2 separate regions of the Homo sapiens genome follow, and region 2 is linked to region 1. A link is an interaction called in ENCODE POLR2A ChIA-PET data of the cell type or tissue named here. Cell type or tissue: PC-9. All regions are shown on one strand.

The links. ChIA-PET counts read pairs that join two places held together with the same protein. Peaks named below come from ENCODE experiments on the same cell type or tissue, not always from the same donor. Only the 100,000 strongest peaks of a DNase experiment are listed, where the experiment ranks them.
Region 2: POLR2A ChIA-PET joins it to region 1 with 13 read pairs; 1 of 35 experiments calls an interaction of 5 or more read pairs at or near these places.

What each region holds. Positions count from the first base shown.
Region 1 is chr2:209,366,761-209,371,760 of GRCh38, forward strand. No RefSeq gene overlaps it. Among named protein-coding and RNA genes, the nearest start is that of MAP2, 55 kb to the right of the region's middle. RefSeq lists an enhancer at 1,960-3,159. In PC-9, no CTCF peak of the experiment used is centred here; DNase peaks (open chromatin) are centred at 1,831 and 2,351; H3K4me3 peaks cover 641 bases; H3K27ac peaks cover 2,701 bases.
Region 2 is chr2:209,637,898-209,642,897 of GRCh38, forward strand. The region is part of intron 4 of MAP2 (microtubule associated protein 2); the gene reads left to right. Among named protein-coding and RNA genes, the nearest start is that of UNC80, 130 kb to the right of the region's middle. In PC-9, no CTCF peak of the experiment used is centred here; DNase peaks (open chromatin) are centred at 624, 2,654 and 4,774; H3K27ac peaks cover 3,612 bases.

The DNA.
Region 1 (5,000 bases):
TCACACCTGTAATCCTAGCACTTTGGGAGGCTGTGGCGGATGGATCATGACGTTAGGCGTTCAAAACCAGCCTGGCCAAAATGGTGAAACCCTGTCTCTACTAAAAATACAAAGATTAGCAGCGTGTGGTGGCAGGCGCATGTAATCTCAGCTACTTGGGAGGCTGAGGCAGGAAAATTGCTTGAACCCAGGCAGCAGAGGTTGCAGTGAGCTGAGATCACATACCTGCACTCCAGCCTGGGAGATAGAGTGAGACTCCATCTCAAAAAAATAGATAAATAAATAAAGAGCTTTTACATTATTTTGTTTAGCACTGTTCTAATCCCACCACACTTTCCACAGCCCCATAAAAACACTCCTGTAACTGTACTAGTATCTTACACCTTTTCTAGAATGGTCTACCCACCTTCTTGCCTTTCTTCGTCAAACTTTTCCCATTCCCCAAAATGCAGTCCACATCTCTCCATTTACAGGAAGCATTACCTAACTATTTCAGCCATTATGAGTCACTCTCTTCTCTCAGTTTTCAGATTCTACCAAATTTACAAAACACTATTAAGAATTCAATCTTGTTTTGTATGTTTATTTTATCTCTACCACAAGAACATGTGCATCTTGAGTAGCAGAATCATATATAATAATTTCTTATGACCTCTCTTCCCACCTTCCTCACAGTAGTTAGCATTAAGAGCACATTGAAAACCTTTGTGTGCTTCAATATAAAATTTTTTAACTTAATTCTTTATGACTAATGTCAGCTGCTAGTAAGAAACCATAAATAACTAGCTTTAATAAGACAGAACTTCATTTCTCTGCATTTAATTTTAAAAGCTAAAGTAAAACAACCATGGTAGCAGTGGTGACTCCACTTGTCATCAAGGAACCAGTGCCTTATCCTTCTGATTCCCTACCCTTAGCAGATGACTTATATCCTCAAGGCTTCTTTGTGGTCCCAGGTAACAGCTAGAGTTATCCAGCTATTATATGCAGGAAGGAAGCAGAAAGGGAGCAGTGATGGACAGAAACTATGTACGGCAACTCTCTGCCCGACCCCTCTGAAAGGTATCTCAGACTTCCTCCCTAACAAATTCTGGTAGTATTTCTTTATTCTCCGCTAACTCCAAGAGTGGCTGGGAAATACAGTCTTTTAACTAGGCACTATAAAACCCAAAATTAAATCAGAAGTCATACTAAGGAAGAAAGTTTGAGTGAGTATCCGGTAGGCATTTCACAGTCTCTGCCACAGCATGTTCAATATTTTAATACATGTTTGGTGTCTTTTAACCTAAAGAGCATTGTGCATTGTGCCATATTTGAATTTAACAGAGCTAAATTCAGGCTCTAGCCTGAATTTATATCCCAGCTCCAGCTGTTACCAGTCATTTGAACTTGGGCAAGATATTTTTCCACTCCATATCTCAATTCCCCCATCTGCAAAGCGCGATAATAATAATACCTACATCATGAGTGCTTTTAAAGATTAAATGAGCTAATAAATGAAATCACCTGACTCCGTATCTGACTGCTCATGTTAGTATTTGCTATTATTGTCATGTGTGTTCTGTGAGGATAGGTCTAATTGCCGTTTTGAGTAGCAAGATCCAAATTTGGCTCCTCTAACACCTATGAGGAGCTTTTGTTCAGCATTTATAATGCCTTGCTTTTCTTCAAATTTCAGCATTGTTCTCATTCTTAAAGAATCTGGAAACAGAACTTGAGTATTATCATCACTCCCCTCTCTATCAATTGTTTGACAATGCGTCCTTTGAAGGAGCATTCCATAGGAGGACTAGCACCACAGCCTGTAAAGAGTTTGGACATCGGGTCTAGCCTGCCCTACCAGTGATTTATTGCATACCAAGACAGAAGTGCAAATAAAAGACTGCAGAAAAAGAGAGAGAGTAATGCCCAAATATAAGCTTTACTCCTGTGCAATTTTGCTTAGGACCAGTATTTCCATGCTTCAGTGGTCTATGGCTTAAAATACTTAATAAAGCTCTATTCAGCACCTGAATCTTGAATACCTATAAAAAAGAAATATTTCAATCTATTATGTAAAACATTATTTTTCCTGACAAGACTTCTTATGTATTTGAAACTGCCTTGCAAGCATTTAATAGTAAAGTTTTTTTTTCTCTTTTTGGTGTCTAAAAGAAGTTTCAAAGTTACAAATGATTTTTACTTGTTAATCATAATAAAGTGGTTTTAATTCTAACCACTGCAGCATTCTCTGTTCCTTCTCAGGATGACCTGGCATCACTAGCTGGTTATATTGCTCCTTATCTGATTGGAGCCTTGTCAGGAATGCTCACCTCTTAGAACTGCCAACTGAGGCGATGCCACGTCAGCTCATTGACTCACGGCATTGAAATGAAACTAACAACTGGGACTGAAACTACAGGTCCTGTGGACAATGGCATCACAGACACATGATCTAGAGCTATGGCTTCACGTTGATCACAAGTCGGAGCTGGAACATTTTCCTTGCATTTAAATTGCTGATGCATTTCTTTCTTGAATCAGGGAAATGACCCATATTTAAAGCATGTATTTCTGCAGTTTCTCTAGCCTCAACTATGAGTATAACATGGTATTGAAAACAGTATAGCTGTGTATTCCAGGCATGTTATTGCGACCATTATGGTAAACTTTTATTTTTTAAAAAACAAACATCAATTATCTTAGACTGTTGTAAAGACAAAGCAACTACACAGTAAAACAAAAATCTATGGACCTGTCCAACTGTTTTAAGAAGGGAAGAAGTCATGCTGAGAAGTATCACAAACAGAGAAGGCTGCTGATTCTTTTCTTCCTCCTCAAGGCATAGTCATTTAACAAGTGCAGCCCTGAATAATCTAACACCATCTCATACCAGCCCTATTGTTTGTTTAAAAATTGGGGCAAGATGCATCTCCATATTGTATTCCTTTATCCATTTCTACATTAAGAAGATGATAAAAATTCAGTATCACCATTTGAACCTAATTTATTTTAAATGATCTAACTAGTAATAAAAACTATACAATAATGACAAGTACAATATGATTTATGGCCCAAAAGCAGTTATCTGGCAGAATGCATTACTATGAAAGGATTTATGGTCTTTCTTGATGTTGTAAGAGTATGTCTGTCAAGCTGGAGGTTGCCAAAGGATGACATGGGTAGAGGTGATTTTCACTCAAAAGAGAGAGCAAAATGAGTTTAGGCATATGATAATTAGCTCAAAGTACTCTCAGCAGTGATCTTTGATTTAGATCTATCTCACCTTTGCTTATACACACATGATTAGAATCCTCACATTTAATGTCTACATATTCTATTTTACCCTTGTGATATTCTTTATCTGCCCCATTGCCTACCTTTTCAGACTTATAAGTCTATAACACACCAAGTGGGAGGGAGTCTTGGAGTTATCCAGGCCTACGCTCCAACACCTGTGAGAATGATGCCAATATTGAATTAATTTGTACAGAAAATATTACCTGCAAAGTGAAAAGTGGCATATTGTTATGGAAACACAAACAATGCACAATGTCTGGCACTGGTAAGTATTTAAAAACACATTTGGCTAGGCATGGTGGCTCACACCTGTAATCCCAGCACTTTGGGAGGACGAGGTGGGTGGATCACGAGGTCAGGGGATCATGACCATCCTGGCTAACATGGTGAAACCCTATCTCTACTAAAAATACAAAAAAAAAAAAAAATTAGCTGGGTATGGTGGCATGCGCCTGTAGTCCCAGCTACTTGGGAGGCTGAGGCAGGAGAATCGCTTGAACCCAGGAGGTGGAGGTTGCAGTAAGCTGAGATTGTGCCATTGCACTCCAGCCTGGGTGACAGAGCAAGACTCCATCTCAAAAAAAAAAAAAACAAAAAAAAAAAAAAAAAAAACTCGTGAATGAGAAACTGGACCATAACTCAAGGAATACAGGCTTGAATTGCAAAAGATCCAATTGTTAGCTGCATAAATGGGGATGTCCACTTACTATGATGGCAAAAGAATGTACTTCCCCAAAGTTTACCTAACAGACTATTTTCATGTGTAATGAGAGAAGAAACTCTGCATTATCAGATAACCAGTATCTTCCTGTCTTTCTGCAGAATATACCAACTGATGCTATGATGGTAGGTCCCTAGGAAGCCTGGGTAATCTGCTCCCAACACTTGAGTTGCATGCTTACCAGGTGCCCACTAATGAGTACATTATGGTGCTGGCTCTTGGCATTGTAAATATATATTTGAATTAATTATTATATACATTTATGGAAATAGGTATGTAGAAAAAAGAGTTGTTTCTATGAACACTCAGCTGGATCCTTTGAAAAGACTTCATAAATGTGAACCTATTTAAATTCATTTTCAAATCAGTCATCTTGAGAAAACTAAAAAATTGAGAGGGATCATAAAATATATAAAAGAAATTTGTGCTTTATTGGCTCCACAAGTATCTTTACAGTCTTGTTCTACTTTAAAGAAACTAAATGAGGAAGTTATATATAAGGAATTTCAGATGAAGTTTAGGCAAGAAGATGGAATAAAAGCAGGGCATTCAGAATTTTTAAAAAGGCCTTAGCACAATATTAAAATATTTAGAAATTAATGCTGATTTTTATAATCAATTTACATAAAAATGCAGTACATTAAGCATACATCATTTTTAAGTTTTCTATGTAAAGGACTTTTTATGATCCTTTTTTCAACTAACCAGCCCATCATTGGTCCAGATAGTGTCAGAAAACAGGGATTTATCTCAAACGTATTTTAAATAATTTTAAAGGTTGTAAAGTCTTATAGAAATTTAAAGTATATACACCTATATTTGTATTACCAAAAATTCACAGTCAGCAAATGTAGAAGTCACCATGAACCAAGGAAAAACTGATTAATGTACAGTTAATTCTGAAGTCAAGAAGATATATACTGTGGCTTGAAAAGAGTTGACATAAAACTTCAGTGCTCCCACATCGCACTTATTCTAAAATTGACCACATAATTGGAAG
Region 2 (5,000 bases), 270 kb after region 1:
TAGGTCCTATTTACCTAACTTGCATATGATGGGTCTATTTTTATATCTAAGTATTTTGCCTACAGGCCCACCACATAATATTGCCACATCTATTAAGACTTTTCCAAATAAGATTGGAATATTTGTCTTTGCAGAAAAATTAATTATTGTGGCAATTTAAGTACTTGAATATTTTTTCTAGCTCAATTTTTTAACGTCTCATAAATGTAAATGAATTGTATACATTTCAGGCCTGGAGGATTTAGCAAATGTATGTCCCATCATACCCCTCCAGAAGTTTGACAGAATACAAGTAGCATGCCATGGAAATCAACCTGATTCCTAGAATTCACTCTGGGGCACACTAAGATAAATCTACTCAAAGAGAGAAGTCAAACAGTATATGAAGGCTGATCCAGTTGGATCAAACTTGGGTTGCAAGGGAATTTCAGATGACAAGGATTCTCTGTATGCTTCCTTTTGGCCCAACTCAACTGATATCATGAATAAGGCTACTTTCAACTTAGAATTCCTCTGAATCACAATTACAGCTGCAGTGGGCACAGCACAACACAAGCAGCCTGCCCCAAATCCACCCCTAGAAAAAAAGAAAGAAGAGAAATGACTCTGCTTTATATGACTCATACGTTACTTATATATGACTAATATTTACCTTTCCCTGGAGAAAAACTAGTATTTAACATAATTAACTAGATCGTTGATGCTCCACAGATGTAGTAGGTTAGTATACTTTAAAATGCATGTAATACAAATGTTTTGCATCCATCCATTTTTCTTTTTAAATATGTATGACTCAGAAGGTTTTTACTCATGTAGTACCTATTTTATCCTCTATTATTGCATTTACTGTGTTATAATGTATGTTTTTTCAAACACATCTGCCTTTCTGAATACAGTGTAAGCAGTTTATGGTCAGAGTCTATATCTTAATCATCATCATTTTCCTAATGCCTAACAGCATTCCTGATATAAACCTGGTATTCAATCAATGATCATTGAATAAGATACTAGAAACCAACATAAATTAATCGATGGATTGATAATGATCTTAAAATTAAATGAAGGCCTGATACATGCTCATTAGAGATCATTATCAATCCATTAACTTATTTATTTTGCTTTCTAGTATATAATTCAGTAATCATTTATTGACTACCACCTTTATATCAGGCCCAGTGCTTTGGTCATTTAGGCTCTCTGTTGCTTAAGCAATCCTCCCACCTCAGCCTCTCAAAGTGCTGAGATTACAGGCATGAACCACCATGCCTGGCATCAGCACAAATTTTAATGAAAAGGAACTCTTCTGGACATCATATGTGACTGGACCACAAACTGAATTCAAAACATAATAATGTCAATACCCATCAAAATTGTATAAAACATGATATTTTATCATTCTTTTCAAAACATACATGTAAATAGATGATAGATAAATACTGTAATTCATGAAACAGTCTGTTAAGTTTATTAGACTGTATTAATTTGAGGATTAGGTTTTGTTTTAATTAATTAATTTTTTTGAACATAGAATCTAGCCCCTTGTTTCAGTCCCACTCACACTGCCATAGCTCAGGCCCAGTTCCTTTCAAACAACTGTCTCTGAGAAATGTTTCTATCCTTAGCCATGTCTTCTTCCAATTTACTTTCCATACCACTGCTGGATCAATCATCCTAAAAACCAAGCTCGAGTGTACCATTTTCTTTTCTCCATCTTTCATGGGCATCCATGGCCTTCAGGACAGAGTGCAGGCATGGCTCACCACATCCCTTTACAATTCTGCCATTGCCTGGCCATCGACCTCATTTCCACACTTCCCACTTCACTTCTGTTCCATAGTGAACAATTTTGTGCCTTACATGAGGTTTTTTTTTTTGGTTGTTAATGTTGTTCATTTATTTAGCGAGCATTTGTTGTGGAGCCTACTCTGTGCCACACACTGTACTTGGTGCTGGAGGTCAGAGATGAATTAAACACAGCCCTTCCTCCAGGAGCTCACAGCCTTGTGAGGGAGACATAGAGTAGAGAGGAACCTCTGACCCAGAGTGAGGGCTGGAGTTATGGAGATGCCAGAAGATGCTCATTTTGGTATCTTTCTAGAAAGTGTTGCCTAGCCCAAGTCTCAAAAACAAACAAAACAAAAACAAAAATGTAGGATTTGGTCATCTAGGCTCTTTCTTCCTAGAAAGCTTCTTGTCCTTTCTTTGACTACCTCCTACTTGTCCTTTAAACCCTCTTCCAGGCAGTGTTGATTGGCTTCCTAGTGTGGCAAGAGATGTTGACGTACCTCCACAACTTCCCGTCCTTATCACCATCACAGCATGTACCACACTGTATTATTGTTATTGGTTTGTCTGTCACCTCCTTCAACATGAGGGCTATATATTTTTTTCTAGTATTCCCAGTGTGTTCCTACTACTTGATACACAGAAGCCTGTCCATTAATTTTTTAAATACAGTTAAAAAATAATTAATTGCTTAATGCATTAAAATTTGTAATCTTAGAGTTGGACAACATCTTAGTAGTCATACATTCCAGCCTCCCATCAGTCAAAACCAGAATTGATTCTATAATGTTCATAACAGGATGGTCATTCAGGTTTTGCTTGCTTGAACACGTTCACTGATAAGGAATGCAATCAGGTTCAAAGAAATGCAAAAAAAAAAAAATACTATGACTATGCTGTAAATCTGTTTACACTTATATTTGGAATGTGATTTTAATTTGAACACGTTAGAGACAGAGCTTTAGTCAGATGGCTTGCATTTGTGGAGAAACAATTGTTCATCAGAAGATAAAGGGACTGAGCAGATCCCATAAAGAGAAGGGCACACAACAAATGGTATCCTGCTTATAATTCTCCAGGACTTTATTCTTCCTCTGTCTTAAATAGCCAAAAAGCCGATCCCACTCATAGAAAACTATCAAGCATCTAATTTTTGAATTTATGTTCTAATACATTCTCCAGTTTCAATTATCTATTCTTTTTTTTTTTTTTGTCTTTTCATGACTGCCATTTCTTCTCCAACTTTTAGAGTTTTGTTTTCTCTTAATTTTAATTCTAGCATCTTCTTCCATGATGTATAATATGGCCTCCAAGTTTACCTGGATCATGGCCCTGTTACAATACCAGAAAATCTCTAAAGCATCTAGTCCTCAAGTACTGATTGTTATTTTTAGATTGTTGTTAATCCCAGCCAGTGGCTTCTTCATAATGTGGCTCTCAGGTATCTCAAACCCAAGGATCTTCACTCTGTGGTGGTGCAAATACTTATGGCCTAAATTCTGCTTTGTAATGTCTGCAATTCTAGCCAATATTCTTCAGAGTTGTGTCCAAAGAAGATTTACTTTTATGGTATTTTGTTAAGTGAACCTGGACCAAGTCTGACAGGTCTTGAATCAGATTCCACACTGGAAAAAGTTTAAAACAAAATACATTATTTATCCAAATCCAAATTATAATTTTCCTCTTAAGCTTTTTATCCTGATATTTAAATGTATGCTTATGTAAGAAAAATTTTTATTAAAATTATGATTAGAATTTTTTCTCCTTATAAAGAAAAATTCTAATGTAGGGGTCAAAGTTTATTTGTTCAATGGCTCCATAGTTAGTTACATACTTATGAAACTAACACTCTGGTTTAGCATCATGTCCAAGTTTACGTATCTAGTAAGCGGTAGACCCAGGATTCACCCCTATTTTTCTGATTGAAAATCTGTTACTTATTCCACAATATCTCCAGTACCTAAATGCAAGTCCTTAATTCCTTAATTAAATATCACTGGTAGGGGTGGGGGGACTTAAAAAAAAGAAAAAAAAATTACTGGTAGAGACTAAAGCTCTAAAGCATTTTAAATATTGTTTATATCTAATATACAGGAGCTATTTATTAGTCCTCTGATATAATAAAAAATAGGCTCAGAAATAGTATACAGCTGTGAAGCATAAGTTGTATATCATGGTCACATAAAGACAATTGCCCAGTTTCATATGGTAGGTTGTTACCAATCGAGCAGGTTTACAAAGTTAGTGTTGTTATCTGGAGTGGATTCTCTTTTTAGCTCTAACCCTATTCCACCAGTCTCACTGCTTTGTGAAACAGCAAGCAATGGAACGGATGTTGGGATTTGACTTCTCCTTCCAGATCTCTCTGGAAGTGTCTAATTTGGTTAAATAATTGTATCTATTCTTGGTTTTTCAGTGTGGGTCAAACCATGTACTGAATCCTATTGCTGAAAATTTTCAAATAAAAACCATAAAATGGGCTGGGCACAGTGGCTCATGCCTGTAATCCCAGTGTTTTGGAAGGCTGAGGCAGAGGAATTGCTTGAGGCCAGGATTCCAGGCAACATAACAAGACCCATCTCTTGGTGGTGGATGGGGGGGATTAGCTGGCTATAGTGATGTGCACTTATAATCTTAGCTACTCAGGAGGCTGAGGCTTGCTTGAGCCCAGGTGTTTGAGACTGCAGCGAGCTATGATTGTGTCTCCGCATTCCAGCCTGAGTGACAGTGTGAGACCCTGTCTTTGAAAAAAAAAAAAAAGAAAGAAAAAGAAGAAAACACAAAATAATAACAAGTAGTAGGTAACATTTCTTAAGCCCTTCCAACTTGTCTGAACTTATACTTTATTTGTACTATCTATTTCTAGCAATAACCTAATGTTATCTGTGCCTATGATCATTTGAAATTACGTGTTATGCACCCACCAGCTCTCTTCTTTCTAATTGTTTATTAGTCATGGTATGTGATGAAGAATGATGAGTCATCCTTATAGGTATTTTACAATCAGCCTGAAATAAAGCAGGGAAGATATGAAACAAATATCTGGATTTTCAGCATATCTTTTTCATGTTATCAAGAACCTTTTCCTCTGTTTTTCTTAGAAGACAAAGAGGGAGAATATAGAGTTGCAGGCAGCTTATTAACAAATGTTTAAGCTTAGAACTTCTCAGCATTTATAAGCAAAAATATGGATTCTGCATAAACTTCTAATACCA